Regions from separate parts of the Homo sapiens genome. Here region 2 is linked to region 1. A link is an interaction called in ENCODE POLR2A ChIA-PET data of the cell type or tissue named here. Cell type or tissue: Caco-2. All regions are shown on one strand. Links, peaks and the distances in the headings refer to the core of each region. The heading gives the core; the rest is flanking DNA. Region 1 holds the start of LINC02532 (long intergenic non-protein coding RNA 2532). Region 2 has its middle 14 kb from the start of CRYBG1.

Region 1 (8,889 bases), core at 2,378-7,377:
GGGAAGAGGGAATTTTACATTTGCTTACATTAGAAGGCACTGTAGCCAATGAGAGCCAAATAACCCAAGAGTTTTGGCACTAGGAGGGACTTTAGGCCATTTAATTCACACTCATCATTTTAGACAGATGAAACTGAGAAAGAAAGACGGAAGAGATTTGTACAAATTCACGGGTAAATCCTCAGCAAAGTTGAGTCTAGAATCTGGCAGACACTCAGACCCTCCTCCTCCCTTTCCCTGCTGCCTCCATGGAAAACTTGGTAGTTTTCCTGGCTTGTTGTGGTTTTCTGAAAGCCCTTGGATTATCAGAGCTCACATTCACCTAGGCTTATTTCCTCAACTCACCAGCTGGGGCTGAATGAGGCTCAAAGACCAGTGGGAAGAGAGTGCTTGCTGAAGGGTGCATGGTAGACTGAGAGAGAGGAACTATGAATTAGATTCATGACTTTACACTACCTACTTGAGAACTTCATTTTCAAATGTGCAAGGAGAAACAGACGCTCTTACTACACCCAACTAATCATTCAGCATGTGTCAGGTCCAGTGAGGAGGTGAACAGATGCAAACAGAACTCTTGGGGCATGCTTGATTCTGCATCAGTAAGCCATGATCTCACCATAAAAAATATCAGTCACCTCCTGTGGTTGGACACAAGTAGAGACTGTAGGTCCCCACCCTGATTAGCTTGCTACCAAGTGGAGCTGTTGCAATAAATGCAAGTCTCAGCTCAGACCACATTTCATCAAATGCAGGGATCTTTGTTAGATACCAGATTATATTAATCTTTTAAAACCTTGCTAAGAGGAGAGGTCTCTCTCTCTCTCTCTCTCTATCTCTCTCCTTGCAACCTCCGGCTCCCCCCAAAAAAAACAGCAGAAATACCCAGGCAAGAGAGAGTTGCTGTCCTTTAAAAGGTCTCTTTCTGCCCCTCCTATGCACCCTCTTTCCATAGGTGATGAGTCACAGGGCTCAGGGAATGTGTCTGCACCTGTGACTCATCACCAGTGGAAAGCCCATCCCATATCCCACCTAAACCACTCTTTGGTGCCCAGGATCCCAAGGGCCCTGAACTCACTTCAGGCCTCTTCAGGGGGTCTGAGTCCTGAGGATCATCTGTCTCATGGCTGTCCTCATCCCTAGGCCACCAGGCAGCCATTTATAAAGAATGGGCTATGCAGACTGGGGTGTCTTTAATATGGGATGAGGGATGGAGCTGGGAGCAGACAGAGAACGGAGACACTGGGACAAGCAGATGGAACTCTGAGTTGAAGAATTCTATATCCAAACTTGATATTCTAGGTCCCTCTGAATATATATTTTTCAAGGCAAGAGGATAGAGTATGTTCTATATTATGGTTTCTTAGCTGGATTTATAGCTTTTAGATGTTTAAACATATGCTATGTGGGTCTCCATTTGCACTCTTGCCCCAGCCTGCAAATGTTGGAGACAAGTTTTTGAAGCAAACGCAAAGACTGGTTTCCTATGGTTAGATGGTGGGGGGCAAGGGGAGAGTGGTCTTATCCTTGGAGATGTCACACCAGTGGGCTCTAGACTCCCAGCCCTACACAGATGGCATAATTATTGGGCTTGATCATTTTTATCCCTTATTCACACAAGACAATTAGTCCCATTAGATTACTCCTAACCAAACAAAAAAAAATCTGCTGGTTTGCCAAATCAACAATTACTTTTAACACTTTTGTGTGCAAATAAAGGAAACTCAGTTGTTGACACAGACTAGAGTTCACTTTTTTGTGTTATCCATTAATTAATCAACCCTAAAGAGTAAAAGCAGATTAGGATTAATTGGTTTACACACATATTCCATTACTTATACTACAGTATTTAAAAATAATGACCACAAGGCCGGGTGCAGTGGCTCATGCCTATAATCCCAGCACTTTGGGAGGCTGAGGTGGGCAGATCACTTGAGATTGGGAGTTCGAGACCAGCCTGACCAACATGGAGAAACCTCGTCTCTACTAAAAATACAAAATTGGCGGGGCGTGGTGGCGCATGCCTGTAATCCCAGGTACTCAGGAGGCTGAGGCAGATGAATTGCTTGAACCCAGGAGGCAGCGGTTGCGATGAACTGAGATCGCACCATTGCACTCTAGCCTGGGCCAACAAAAGCGAAACTCCATCTCAAAAAAAAAAAAATAATAATAATAATAATAATAGTAATAATGACCACAAATACAGCATAGCAGCCAGCCTGCCAGAGTCCCCCTTTTGTTTCTAAACTGGATACACCTACGTGGGGTGGTGGCTGTGGGCAGCAGCTCTCAGGATGAGGAATCTACAAGACTCCAGAAGCCCAGAACAAAGGCTCCTCTCCCCTCCAGAAAGGGCATGCCAGCCCCTAGGATGATGTATATCACCGTTTCAGACAATCCTTCTTTAACCCAATAAACCACATCCCCTAGGCCTATGCCCCAGGTTTGGGGTTCTAAGAGACTTACTGCACAATGTTTACGTAAAATCATTCTTCTTTTCTGTGCTGGTGCTCCATATTAAGCAACTTCCCTTTATCTGCACTTATGTTACAGGACCTAAGAATTTTCTACTTACATCCACTTAGGGGCTTTCCATGGGCAAATCTGGCCATGACCCATCACATGCTGTTTTTCCAGCTCTTTGCTGTGTTTACTTTTCATGTAAACTTGGGTTATTCCAATAATTGTTTTTCGGTAATTTGGAGAGTTACAGGAATGCAACATTGAGCCCAAGAGGCAAGATCAAAACTAAAATTTGTGACATTAAATATCCAAGAGTTCTATCCAAAATCTTCTAGAAAGTTAATGAGAACCCCAGGCAAATCAACTGGAAGAAAAATATTTACCATTTAGCACTAGACAGTTGCAGGTACAAATCTTAGTCTACAGAAATGTCGACAAGCTAATCAGTGGGTTCCATTCCCATTCACCCAGGACACACAATACCACATTCAAGAATTCCCTAATGAATATACAGTTCTTACTTTCTCTGTGACCCACCTCCCCCACACCAAGTCCCCAGATACTGGAGACAGGGAGCTTCAAGTGGAGCACCACATATTCTCCTAAATCTCTTGTATAAGTCAGAGTCCTTCCTTTACACACAAGGGCTTTAAAAACTCAAAAGCCAGGAAAATGGGCTTCTATATCTCTGTCCCCTGTTGACTATCCCTTCACTAAGACAATGAGGACAGAGTAACCTTGCTCAAAAAAGCAAGAAGTACTTTGGGAGGCCGAGGCGGGGGGATCACCTGAGGTCAGGGATTCGAGACCAGCCTGGAGAACATGGCAAAACCCTGTCTCTACTAAAAATACAAACATTAGCTGGGTGTGGTGGCACATGCCTGTAACCCCAAATACTTGGGAGGCTGAGGCAAGAGAATCACTTGAACCTGGGAGATGGAGGTTGCAGTGAGTGGAGACCATGCCACTGCACTCCAGCCTGGGCAACAGAGTGAGACTCTGCCTCAAAATAAATAAATAAATAAATAATAAAAACAAGAAGAGAAGTAGGTGAGAGGGTTAAGAAAGAAATACAGGAGGAAAAAAACTATATAATACTTCAAAATTAATATCCAACCATAATACTAACAGTTTTGAATATATTTCCATATAGCCTGTTGATAAAAAAAATCTTTCTTTAAAATATAGATATGATTACAAGCCTCCAACAGTTTCATGTTCCCCACAAAGGAAGTATTAGAAAGATCCTCCTACATTTGGAAAATGAAGTGCTGGCACCACTGAGATATTTGTCTGGGAGACCTACTATTTGCATGGGCAGAGAAAACATTCACATGGAATATTCAACCACAAAAGCATCAGATCCTGGGAACAAAACTAACAATTTCCCAAACACTTCCAAAACATAGCTCTGACCTCTACTCCATCAAAAATTCTGATTTAATTTGAGGAGATTCTGCTCTATTTCTTAAATCAAATGTCCCTATCTCTCTTGCACCGTGAATGCTCTGAATCGACCAGTAAGACAAGAACAACATTAAAACCAACAGTGAGGGCAGTTTCAGCATCATCTTGCTCTCCTCCAAGACTTCCCCTGGTTACCTTGCTCCTTTCTCCCTGCCAGACCTTGAGTTCTCTTTTCCAAAACATGGCTTGAGCACCTCCTTGAAGAAGTCTTCCTCATGTCTCTTATCTTGTTCTAATCATCCCATGGCTAGCGTAAGTAGCACAGATCCCATCTGCATTCCAGCTATATGTGTTCCTGTTGTTTCTTCCTGTCTTCTCATTAGCCTATAAGCTCTATTGTACAAGGTCTACACACTCACATCCACTGTAGTACCCATAACCATGTTGCACAATATTCTGCATACAGAGGGAACTTAATAATTTTTGCAGTTTGACTTTTGGGTCTCTATTCTGGCTCCTGGGTAATCATTTATCAGCAAACAAATTAGTTATCAGTGAAACAGCCATGGTTTCCAGAGTTAATCATTTGTATTTCCACTGCTGGAAAAAACAACACATACCACTTTCCTTGCAGAGAGGCATGCGGTCAGAACGTCACTGGCAGATCTCGCCTGAGAGTTTTGACGCTTGTAACTCTGCCCTGGAAAGGTGAATCAACTTTTATTTTGATTCATGTGTTTTTCCAGGTTCCTTTAGCCTAAATGCATAAAAGTCAGAGAAAGTCATCACCATAATACTGATAACAACAATGACAAAGATATACACATACAGTCAGTGGCTGAACACCCACCAGCAAGATTGCTGGAAACCAAGCCGCACCACACCTGCCGGAGCATCCAGGACCATCTACTCAGTGCAGGCTCAGCAGCCATGCCTACCTTTGTCCATCCCAGGTATGGCTCCCCCAGGTGCCAGGGCTACTTCTCTCTCTTCTAGTGGCTGCTCTTCCTGCTGGCACGCAGCACCTGCCTCCCAGCTCTAAGCCTGTGGGGCAGCCAGGAGAGTCTTGCCTCTGGCCTCCGTTGGTCCCATACTTCCTGGCGAGTGGCTTTGCACGGCAGCCCAGCCCTGGGGAACTTTTCAAGGGAGAGGGCTTCTTTCCCTCCCTAACTCCCCTACCCTCACCCAACCCCACTCCATACTGGCCCTTTACCATCGCCAGTTGTTGCCTTGCCAGGTACTGTGGAACACCTACATCTTTCCCTATCACAGGGCTTGGACACACAGGCGTTGGAGTCAGATACGCTGTGTTTCAATTTTCAACCCCCTACACCAATTGCTTCTCTTTTCTGAACCTCAATTTTGTCATCCACAAAATAGAGATAGTATAATAATACCTGCCTTATGGTGGTGTTGTTAGAATTAAGCAGTAACGTCACTCGTAATGATAACAGCTGTACTGACCAAGGGACTTGTACGTGCTGGGTGCCATGCAGTGTTTTGTACCTCTTCTTGGAGCCCAGCATGGCGTCTAGCCCAGAACAAGTAGTCTGCAGCTTCCTTCCCCCTCTTCTTCTTTCTTTTCTCCTCCCTCCTTCATTCCCTAAATCAAATAGGACCTGGGGGTGCAGCATCTGGTCCCTTATGGGGGCTTTTTCCTCTCTGCAGCATCTTCCCTTCTTCTACAGGCCATCTGAGAGAACCCAGACCCCTACCCCCAGACTCTCCGCCCACTAGAAACAGGAGCCTTTTCACTCTCCTGCCCAAGTCCCCCACCTAACAGGGTAGCTCCATTTCTGTTTCCAGCCAGGTTTCCAAGCTCCATCCCCATGTTGGGGCTCTGCACCTGGTGTTCTGTTGCTCCAGGGAACACAGATGGCCAATAGCTAGAGATAAGGTCAGCTCTGTGTCCTCCTGGACCACAGAATGTGCCCCTAAGAGCCCTTTCCTTCCACTTCAGCACACAGGCAGGCCATTTGCACCAGGAATGCTGCAAAACACTGACTGGACACAGATAATCAATGCTTAAGCATAATGGTCTCCAACGGAGCAGGAGAAGGTCAGGAACCAGCAGGGCATAGCCATCCCCCTATCCTGGGGGAGGCAGTCAAGAGGAAGGGCCCCTGGGGAAAGAGGGAGCTGCACCTCGCATCAGGGGAGGGGGTGAGTGGAACACCAAGATTTACTGGACTTCAGGGGCCATCCTATTGTGGGCTAGCCTCTGAAGAACCTTTAGTAGATTTTGCCACACTTGGCCCTGGCTCTGGTGCACATGCCTCCATTGCCTCAGCAAGGCTGCTGAGCTCTCCCTCTCCCTCTGTTCCATTCTTGCTTACATAAGGCCCTGAACAGCATCTCTTTGTATTTATTCATATGCACCAAATCTCATCCACAACACACTTCAATAGTCATAGACACTTTAAATCCTACTGTTAAAATCCATTTCCTTGCTTCTATGCCATTCCATTCCTTCCACTCCCTCCCAGTTGTTCTCAAAGGAAACCATGCATCAAACATTTGAGCCTCCCTCATCAGTTCTTACTCCAAGTCTCCAGGGCCATGTGACTGTCTATGATCTAATTTCCTGTGGGGTCAATATACAATTCAAACACTTCATCAACAGACCACAGCAACTGTGGCCTCCACTTTCTACCTTCTTGTCCTGGGCAGGGCTAGGCCTGGTCACTTTCAGGACACTGAGACTCTTTCCTGCCGTCTACATCAAAAAAAGGGACCACCCGCAGCAGAGGCAAAGACTTCAAGAATGTGCCCTGATGGACAGTACTTACCTCCCTCTGTCCAGGAGGACAGGAACAGCAGAAACTCTCACTATCTAACAAGAGGAGAAACAAGGTTGGATGTCTCCAGAAGTTGTGAAAGTCAGAGAAATCATACGAATAAACAGACACTAAGCTCTGGTGCAGTCTAAGTGATTTATGTTCACTGTATCTTTACAATAATCCTGGGGTTTAAGTACTGTTACTCTCCACTTCCAAAGTAGACAAGTAAATAGCAGACAAGTAAATGGAGGCTCACCATGGCTCTATAACTGTCCCATGGTCACACAGGCCAAAGCACAGAGGAAAATGACGGATGCATCCCTCCCCTTTTGCTTTAGGAAGGGTGGTCCCCAGGACCTGGTCTGGAAGACAGAAAAAAAATTAAAAAGAGCTGGACTACTCAGCATAATAAAATGATGGAGGGTTGCCAAATTGGCCCTAGCACTTGAAGAAAGAGGATGGTTATTGAAGAGAGAAGGGGCTTTCCAGAGAAAAAGGAAGGAGGTTTTGGTACTTAAAACAACCTGTTAGAAATTTGTAAGAGTTTGTCTAGTGTGACTTGGCATGTTTTTGTGCTGCATTAGGTAGAACTGTAATTTTCTTCTGCTACCCCAAATCTTCAGTGAAAGTCAGCCAAATGTGCCAGCACTACCCACCATAACATTTGTGAACAGATGTAGGTGTTGCTTGGAGAATAAAAGGAGGGAGCAAAGTCCGGCACGGAGGAAGCAGTGTGGAGAGAGGACAGTGGCTTTGATGGGCAAACACTGGGCCCAAGACCACACTGGGCAACCGAGAATTGGGTCTGAGCAGGAATGGGAGGGAAAGGCAGGCTCTGCAAATGCGAAGGCCCTGGGGAATCTTTGAAAATGCTGAGGGGAAATGCGATTCCCCATGTAATTTCGGATGGAGGCTTGAGCCATTCGATGTGGATATTAAAGAAAGTGTGACTTCCAGGAGGCTGAAGGTTTGGAACCCTTTGTTATACCTCTTGCAATTCTATCAACAACCCATGAGATAAAACTTATTTTCCCCTTTGTACAGATGAGAAAGCCCAAGTCATTTAAGAGGTGGATGTAGCCTGGAACCAAAAGACAGGGCCGTGACAGATCGTGTCTGTCCAGTCTGCTCTGAGAACTGCCCCACTGTGGAGCACTTCACCCGGCCAGCAAGCTCCACTCACTCCCGCACAGAACTGCTCAGAAGTCCTTCGTGCTGAATTTTGTATTCCACCCTATCCCCCATGTCACTGCAATCTAAACCTTTTCCTTGAGGACTTCAATGTTAGAAGTCCGGGCTCTGACTCAGACAGCCTAGTTGAGTGACCTTCACATGACTTGGACTCAATTTCCTTGTCTATAAAAATAGGTAATACCAACATCTATTTCATAAGAGTGTCGTAAGGATTAAACAGGAAAAAAAAGTGAAGGACCTAACGTATTGTTAGCTTTCAGTAAATATTAATAGAATTAATATTTTTAGTTATTAATTAAATTATTAACTAATTAAAATAATAATTACTATTATTGTTTTTCCTTGACTTAATGTCCTGTGTACTTTTAGTTTCCCTCAATGCTAACATCCAGTACAAAATCAGAACATTGATACTGGTGCAACCCACAGAGTTCATCAGTTTTGCATGCTGTCATTTGTGTGTGTGTTTGTGTGTGTGTGTCCCTGTACCATTTTATCGCCTGTGTAGATGCGTGTGACCACCACCACAATCACGATACAGAACGGTTCCATCAGCACCGAGGTCCTTGTGCTTCCTCACCTCCCTTCTTGCCCCTCCTTTATCCTTGCCCCCCGGTTATTTTTAGTCCCCACGAAGTGTCTCAGAGAAATCTCAGACATGTTTTCCCACTCCAGCCTGTTTGACGTTGTTGCTTCCTGCAAGCCACCAGGGAGGCCAGGGGCTGCCCCTTTGTCATCAATCTCCTAAAGGCCTGTGCCCTCCTGCCCAGGATACTACCTCCACGTTCCCGCGAAGCTGAGACACGTCAGGTATGCCAAATGGAGCTACAGTGTGTGTCAATTACACAGGATGTTCTGTAAGAAATGGGGAGACTGCCCATTCCCCAGCTCTATGTTGCATTTGGCCACATGAGACCCAAAGCAGATTGCATCTGCCCAAACCATACATCCCCTACCCGTTCTGACTGCAGTTGCCTTGTTTTCGAAGGTCAGATCCAAACCCTGGGACTGGGCTGGGCAGACATTGTCTTTCCTCCTAATCTCTAAA
Region 2 (8,889 bases), core at 2,531-7,530, 440 kb before region 1:
GGTTAATGTCACTCTGGTGGGCAATGTTGTTAGTGGGGGGCTATACCTGTGTGGGGGCAGAGGATATATGGGAAGTCTCTGTACCTTCTATTCAAATTTCTTATGACCCTAAGAATGCTCTAGAAAAACTAAGTCTAAAAAAAAAAAAAAAAGAAAAAAGAAAAACTAAGTCTATTAAAAAGGTGGGGGATTACCTGCAAAGTATCCTTATGGAATTTTATGGTAACATCTAAAGAGATCTAGAGTTTGAGGGAGCAGTCTAGACTGGAGGCATTTTCTTAAGAAGACATTTATCACTCATGTTAGTCTGGGTCCTCCCAGAAGCAGACTCCAGGACAGGATTAAATTTACAAATATTTCTCTAGGAGAAGTCTCTGTGATAGAAAATGTAGGGGGGTCAGGCATGGTGGCTCACGCCTGTAATCCTAGCACTTTGAGAGGCTGAGGCAGAAGGATCGCTTGAGCCCAGGAGTTTGAGACTGGCCCAGGGAACATGGGGACATCCCTGAAAAAAAAAAAAAAAAAAGAAGGCCAGGCTCTGTGGCTCAAGCCTGTAATCCCAGCACTTTGGGAGGTGGAGGCGGGCGGATCAACTGACGTCAGGAGTTCAAGACCAGCCTGACCAGTATGGTGAAAACCTGCCTCTACTAAAAATACAAAAATTAGCCGGGCATGGCGGCACATGCTGTAATCCCAGCTACTCAGGAGGCTGAGGCAGGAGAATCACTTGAACTCCGGGGGGCTGAGGTTGCAATGACCCAAGATCACACCATTGCACTCCAGCTTGGGCAACAGAGCAAGACTTGGTCTCAAAAAAAAAAAAGAAAAAGAAAAAGAAAAGGAAAATGTAGGGAGAGAGGAGGGGCTGGGAAAGCCAGCTGTCAGTGGAGCAAAGGAGCAGGTGGATAGAAGCCAGTTTAGCCTAAGGTAGGTGCAACAAGAAATTTTTAGATGTCTCAAGCCAAAGTCATCAGTCAGAGGAGTCCCATGGAATAGGACTGCCCTCTAATCTCCAGCATGCTCAGTCCCTGGGCCCTCAATCAATCACTCTCACTCAGTAAAGATCTGTGAAGTGTATTCTCCTGACCACCACCACACTTTAACAAATACGTCTTATTTTAATATATACACATCAGTGTAAACAAAAGTTCAACACAATAAACTGTTCTTTGCCATCATGAAGTTCTGAGGGGCAGTGCATAGCTTTGCGTCTCTTGGCCACGGTTTCAGACCTTTCCTCTTCCCCTCTAGATGTCTCTGTAGTTCCTGATACTCAAATACCAGCTATTTAGGGATTAACAGATAAACCTATTCTTCATGCATTGCTGCTACATTGCTTTTTTGCCTACATGTCTTAATCTGATACTTCATTTAAAAAGCAGGATGTTTTGACCAGGCGTGGCAGCTCATGCCTGTAATCCCAGTACTTTGGGAGGCCAAGGGAGGTGGAACACCTGAGGTCAGGAGTTCAAGACCACTCTGACCAACATGGCAAAACCCTGTCCCCACTAAAAATACAAAAATTTAGCCAGGTGTGGTGGCATGCGCCTGTAGCCACATTTATTTAACCTTCCTAAGCTTTATTCTTCTCACCTATGAAATGGGGTAACAATAGTTGCAACCCTATAGTATTGTTATAGTAATAAATTATACATATGTTATATATACATAACAAATAAACATCTGTTTATATATGTGCTGTATGTTATATGCATATTTATATTTATATATATATACAATATTACACAGTGCCTGGTGTATGGTAAGCACTCAAAAAATTAACCATAATAATAACTATTGGCTGGGTGTGGTGGCTCATGCCTGTAATCCCAACAGTTTGGGAGGCCAAGCATGGAGGATTGCTTGAGCCCAGGACTTCAAGACCAGCCTGGGCAGCACAGGAAGACTATGTCTCTATTAAAAAAAAATAATAATAAATATTAATAACATCATTGTTTTTACCTCCCTGCTATTAGACTTACTCCCCTTTTTCATGTTAATTAATTAATTAATTAAAGCTTTCCTAAAGTATTTCCTGATCTTTAGGAATCTCTCACATAATTGCTAACATTTTTTTGGCACCCACTTTGGGCACCTTTATAGTATTTGAAATTTGACAGCAGGTGGCAGAAAACTCAACCAAAATTAGATTTTTAGTTGTTGTTCACATTACAAGAAGTCTAGGGCTTGGGTAGTGGCCCCATGGTAGCGTCATTGTTCCAAATGCTTCTTTCTTCCTGCCCTGCAATCCTCTGGGCCATAAGATGGGTTTGGCTTCTTTGGCATAACATTCATGTCTCAGGAAGGAAGACGAAAAGAAGACAGAAAGGATGGAGGCCAAGGACTTCCTCCTCTCAAAGGTTTACCATTCCATTCAAGGAAGCAAATCCTCGCCACAGATGTTCACCCACATCTAACTGGTCGTGATTGTGCCAAATGACTACCTCTATCTGGAAAACAAGCTGGGAAATCAAGTACTTTTAGTTAGAGAGTGTTCTCACCTCAAACAGAATCAGGGTAATGTTTTGAAGAAGGGAGAATGAGTATTGGCAACTAGCCATGTCTGGTACATGAGCTCATTTAATTCTATTTTAAAATGACAGTCTGTCCAAGATCCAGTACTATGGACTTGAATCTAGAATTCCATAATTGAGGTAATGGGTACATCAGAGCCAATGTCAATTAAGTAGGAGGAAATAAATTATACTAGTTTTTAAATTGAATTGATTGATTCATTTACGCAAAACCTCTGGATGCTAAATAAATGTAGCAACTGATGGGCTGCATTATCCCATGCATAAATTACCCATAACTAGCCAGTTAAGCAGTGTTTGAAACTGGCTGCTTATTAAGCCACTTTATTATGCCATTACTACAGTATATGAAATTATATTCTATGTTTCTGAGTAGGGAAAAGAACCCACACAGCTCGTTGCTTATGTGTTACCTATTTTCATTCAACAGTCTCAAATCCTTTTTCAGAACAAAGCAAATATGAATAAACAATCTGGTAACATGTAATTCATACAATTTAATAAGCATTGCAAATGAGAAAGGAGAGTGTTATTTTCATTTCTTCATATAATAATTACATCCTCTCTTGCAAAGCCCTCACTCATCTGGAAGAATTATATAATGTTCTCAATTTACCATAGGTAGTCAATGCTTAGCCTGTGTGGTATGTAGATGTATATCTTAGTTTCAGGACAGGACTGCATCCAAGCAATTTGAATGTGTCAGGTATGAGTGTCGTCCTATAGTTATTTAGGCCAAGCTAGGAAGAAGGCGGAGTAATAGTGGACTAAGGTATGGCCAAGACATAAGACAAAAATAAAATTTACTGTTAGTTTTTATGTATTAGATTAGTAAACTAATAACTAATGATAAAAATTTACAGCAGCAACTTCTTTACTTTATCCCTTAATTATTTGATGTTTCTTAGTCTTAGGTGTCGAACTAGATTTTAACCTCCTGAAGAATGTTTCTGGTCCCACATAAAGCACTTAACACTACCTTGGGCAATGCTTATTGATTAACTGAAAGATGTATTTATTAAAATTTTCAGTGTTAACTCCTAATTGCCAGTAAATTCTCTTTCCTTTTTCTCTTGAAAAAGTAGTAATCAGCCAAGTTCTTTTTTTTTTTCCTTTGAGACTGTGTCTTGCTCTGTTACCTAGGATGGAGTACACTGGCACACTCACGGCTCACTGCAGCCTCAACCTCCTGGGCTCGGGCGATGCTCCCACCTCAGCCTCCCGGGTAGCTGTGACTACAGGCACACACAACCATGCCTGGCTAATTTTTGTAGTTTTTGTAGAGATAGGGTTTCACCATGTTGCCCAGGCTGGTCTTGAACTCCTAACCTCAAGGGATCCACCCGCCTCAGCCTCCCAAAGTGCCGGGATTACACACCGAGCCCGGCTGTAAATTCTCTATAGCTCATGCGAATCCCTGAATTAAGGCCTTGAATGAACTTTAGGATATAAAGTTAGGATGATATCCTTTAAAGTTAGATGACTTTTTAATTTTTTGCGAGTACACGGTAGGTGTATATATTCATGAGTTATATGAGATATTTTGATAAAGGCATGCAATGCATAATAATCACCTCAAGGTAAATGTGGTATCTATCCCTTCAAGCATTTATCCTTTGTGTTATGAACAATCCAATTATACTTTTAGTTATTTTAAAAGGTACAATTAAATTATTATTTACTATAGTCACCCTGCTGTGCTAGCAAATACTAGGTCTTATTCATTCTTTCTAACTACTTTTGTACCCATTAACCATTCCCACTTCCGCCTCACCGCAACCCCACTACCTATCCCAGCCTTTGGTAACCATCCTTCTACTCTCTATCTCCATGGGTCCAGTTGTCTTTTTAGCTCCCACAAATCGGTGAGAACACGTGATGTTTGTCTTACTGTGGCTGGTTTATTTCACTCAACATAGTGACCTCTGTTTCCATCCATGTTGCAATTGACATGATCTCATTCTGTTTTATGACTGAATAGTACTCCATTATGTACATGTACCACATTTTCTTTATCCACTCATCTGTTGATGGATACTTAGGTTGCTTCTAAATCTTGGTTATTGTGAATAGTACTGCAATAAACATGGGAGTGCAGATATGTCTTTGATATACTGATTTCCTTTCTTTTGGATATATACCTAGGAGTGGGACCGCTGTATCCTATGGTAGCTTTATTTTTAGTTTTTTGAGGATAGGTGACTTATTTTTAAGCAAGCATAATTAAACATAAAATATGTTGTCCTTCAAAGTTGAAGCTCCAGGAGATCACATGCTTGTTGAACAATAATGTAATTACTCAAGGCATCGACAAAACTTTTTGCAATTGCTTTTAAAGCCAGTTAAAGAAATACACAAATGAAACTATTCACATTACTTTATAAATTCAGCTAATTATTCCCCCCACAGAAAAAAAATATGTATGGTGGATCATCTACTTTATTTACTGTATTTGTCTTTAGATCACTCTTGCTTTGCTAAAAAAAAAAAAATTGCTACTGAAGGAAAAATTTCCAACTATTAAATAAACTAAAATAAATATGATATAGGATTTTTCTAATACATTGGCTCCATCTTGAGAAATCCTAAACTATGTACACAGGCCTTATTTACATAGTGAGGACTGTCTATAATTAGCTCATAAATCACTCTCTCTAGGCAGTCTTGTTTGCTAAAGCATTAATATTAATAACACAAAGAAATGATAAGAATGATAAGAAGAAAAATTTTAGCATGTGTCTCCTGGGACTCAGAATTGGCTAATGGCAATGATGTTTGTAAAAATATCATCACCAGGGGCCATAGAGGTTTAACCGAATGTAGATAGGAGAATAACTAAATTATGTAGCTATAAGCAAACATCTAGGTAAAACGATGCGTATTGAACACACATGATTAGCTCAAAGCAATCTATTTGGCTTTAGATTGTGCAATGGAAATGTCTTTCCACTCAGTGTTAAAAACTTCTTTGATAAAATACATGTTTTTAGGGTTGTTAACATAGATTTCTAAAACAGACTAGGTTTTTGAAATTAACTAGAATAATTCGTTGTTTCCTACAGCTTGAACCAGCAGAGAAGCTCACTTTGTGCAAAGATAACATGACCTCTGTAAGGCTGCCTGTCTGGCTTCTGCTGCTTTTTCAGCAACAGTCGGTAGAGAGGTTTCTGGAAATCGGGAAGACCAAATCAGAACCAGGGGCCAACTAAGGCTACCATCATGGCAGAACTCTAAACAAAACAGTAACTACAAAAGACTTTGTTTTATCTGTGAAACTCAATGGTAAGCTACTTGAGGATGGTGACCACCTAGGTCTGACATGTCAGGCAGCTGCTAATTCCCACATCTTATCCTTGGACATTTCTACAGTCAAGCGACTAATGGGTTTCTTGGTTGTGAAGTAAAGTTAAAATTCTCGAGCTTTTGAAATATTCACTACCATATCAATCAACTAAAATTTTACTTGGCTTTAATGTTGTGTAACATAGAGAGGGTACACTTCTAATATGACATATAATCTATCTTGTAATTCATTTACCTTATTCTATTTTTGAAAAATTCATTTTAATTTTCTCCTGTTGTCACAACTCCCTAACCATCTCAATGTGTAACAAAATGGGAAATGCAATTCTGAACATATGAAATACAGTACTACAAAATACTATTGGCATGGTGAAGTACTTAGATCATAGGATTTGGAGTCCAAGCTCTGCCATTTACTATGCAACAACCCTCAATAGATCCCTGAACTGCTCTTAGCCTCAGTTTTTCCTCTCCAAAACATGGAAATAATAAATAGTAATGTCTACTAAGGTAATTAGGAGGACTAAATAGTGTATATAAAGGAGTATAGGCTGGATGCAGTGGCTCACACCTGTAATCCCAGCACTTTGGGAGACCAAGGTGGGTGGATCACGAGGTCAGAAGATTGAGACTATCCTGGCCAACGTGGTGAAACCCCGTCTCTACAAATAATACAAAAAAAATTAGCTGTGCGTGATGACACCTGCCTGTAATCCCAGCTACTCAGGAGGCTAAGGCAGGAGAATGGCTTGAACCAGGGAGTCAGAGGTTACAGTGAGCAGAGATCGCACGACTGCACTCCAGCCTGGTGACAGAGCAAGACTCTATCTCAAAAAAAAAAAAAAAAGAGCATAAGAGAATTTGCAGGGAGGGGTAATGGAAATGTTTTATATTGTGACGGTAGTTACGTGTACTTATTAAACTGCACAGAACTACATACTAAAAAGTATGAGTTTCACTGAAAGTCACATGTACCTCAATAAATCTGACTTTAAAAAATAAAATTTAAAAATGCATGTAAAGTACTTAGTACAGGTTTGACACTAAGTGCATAATGAATAATATGATAGTGATATGTGGCTGTATTAATATTATGAAAAACTAATTTCTCTATTGTCACAGTAATAGTTCCCCCTATAGTTACTAAATTTCTACAGTTCGATGCAGTGAATTGAAGATCAAATCCAGTATTCCCTATATTACTCTTCTGTTTCTAAAATGTAGAAGAAAAGTGCAAAAGGAACAGTCAAAGCGTAGTTCTAGCTATGGTGTGAAATATTCCTTTACTTAATAAGGATCTATTTTACTCCCATTGAAGGCCCAATTCTATGAGATGCAGAGATATATAAAGTAGATACAGGCATTTCCCCAACTTAAACACTTTATCCATTCATTAACTCCACGAACATTTATTAGACACCTATTATGTGCCAAGCACTTGTTAGGTTCTGAGAATACATTTGGGGTTAGGGAAAAACAATCTCTGCTCTTTTTTTAAAAACAAAACAAAACAAAACAAAAACGAGTTCTGAGGCATTTGCTTCTATTTATATATTTATTTACTTTAACTTTTATTTTAGGTTTGGGGATGCATATGAAGGTTTGTTACATAGGTAAACACATGTCACGGGGGTTTGTTGTACATACTATTTCATCACTCAGGTATTAAGCCCAGTACACAATAGTTGTCTTTTCTGCTCCTCCTCCTTCTCCCACCCTCCCACTTAAGTAGACCCCAGTGTCTGTCGTTTCCTTTGGTTTTCTTGAGACGGAGTCTCACTCTGTCACCCAGGCTGTAGCACAGTGGTGCGATCTCGGCTACTGCAAATTCTGCCACCTGGTTCAAGTGATTCTCCTGCCTCAGCCTTCCATATAGCTGGGATTACAGGCGTGTGCCACCATGCCTGGCTAATTTTTGTATTTTTAGTAGAGATGGGGTTTCACCATATTGGCCAAGCTGGTCTTGAACTCCTGACCTCAAGTGATCCGCCCACCTCAGACTCCCAAAGTGCTGGGATTACAGGTGTGAGTCACCCCGCCTGGCCTGTTTTCTTCTTTGTGTTCATAAGTTCTTAACATTTAGCTCCCCAAACTTATGAAGATGAGTTTTAATCCAAGAATTACATAAATAAATATTAAAAGTAACAAAAAATAAGTACAGATAGATTCCTGACTTGGAAACATTCACACAAAAGAATGGCTGACCTGAAATTCCAGAGAGATGAGAGTAAGCCAAGCATTTTCCTTTTGTTGTGCAGATAAGAAGGTAAAAAATATAGAGCTGGCCCTCCATATCCATGGGTGCCACATCTGTGGATTCAACCAGCCACAGATAAAAAAGTATTTGAAAAAAAAAATGAATGCACTTGTACTGAACATGTACAAACTTTTTATTGCCATTAGTTCCTAAATGATGCAGCATAACAACTATTTACATAACTTTTACATTGTATTAGGTAATATAAATAATCTAGAGATAATTTAAAGTATACAGGAGGATGTGCATAGGTTATATGCAAACACTACACCATTTTATAACAGAGGCTTGAGCATCTGTGGATTTCGGCATCTGAAGGGGTATCCCCACAAATACCAAAGGACAACTGTAATCTTAAAGATAGGGAGCTTCCTTCTGGGAGAGATTTTCAATTTTGAGTTCAAAGCATGTGATCTATGGGCAATTGGGAATATTTGAATATGGGCTTTATGTTAGATGATGGCACTGTATCAACACTGAGTTTTCTGAGTGTGGTAATTGTTTTATGTTTGCATAGGAGATTATTCTTGTACTTGAGTGGACCCATATTGAGATATTTATGAGTGAAGTGTCCTGATGTCAGCATATTACTTTCAGGTAATTCAGCAAAACTAATGCTGAGTTGGAGAGAGAGAGGATTTAACATTAAAGTGGCAAGATTTTAACAACTGATGAGTTGGAGTGACACATATCTGGGTGATCATTGTAGTAATTCTCTTTCTCTCGTTTTGTATCCTTCCATTTCCCACTTCCCTTCCTTTGCTAGTGTTGTTACTTATTTTACTTTTATACATA

What was found. Peaks named below come from ENCODE experiments on the same cell type or tissue, not always from the same donor. Only the 100,000 strongest peaks of a DNase experiment are listed, where the experiment ranks them.
Region 2: POLR2A ChIA-PET joins it to region 1 with 5 read pairs; 2 of 35 experiments call an interaction of 5 or more read pairs at or near these places.

Annotation. Positions count from the first base shown.
Region 1 is chr6:106,783,197-106,792,085 of GRCh38, forward strand. It overlaps LINC02532 (long intergenic non-protein coding RNA 2532), which reads right to left and starts at 4,345. Exons shown (of 7, transcript NR_033557.2): 1 at 4,063-4,345. It overlaps MIR587 (microRNA 587), which reads left to right and starts at 929; the gene lies at 929-1,024. In Caco-2, for the core only: no CTCF peak of the experiment used is centred there; a DNase peak (open chromatin) is centred at 4,513.
Region 2 is chr6:106,342,243-106,351,131 of GRCh38, forward strand. No RefSeq gene overlaps it. Among named protein-coding and RNA genes, the nearest start is that of CRYBG1, 14 kb to the right of the region's middle. In Caco-2, for the core only: no CTCF peak of the experiment used is centred there; no DNase peak of the experiment used is centred there.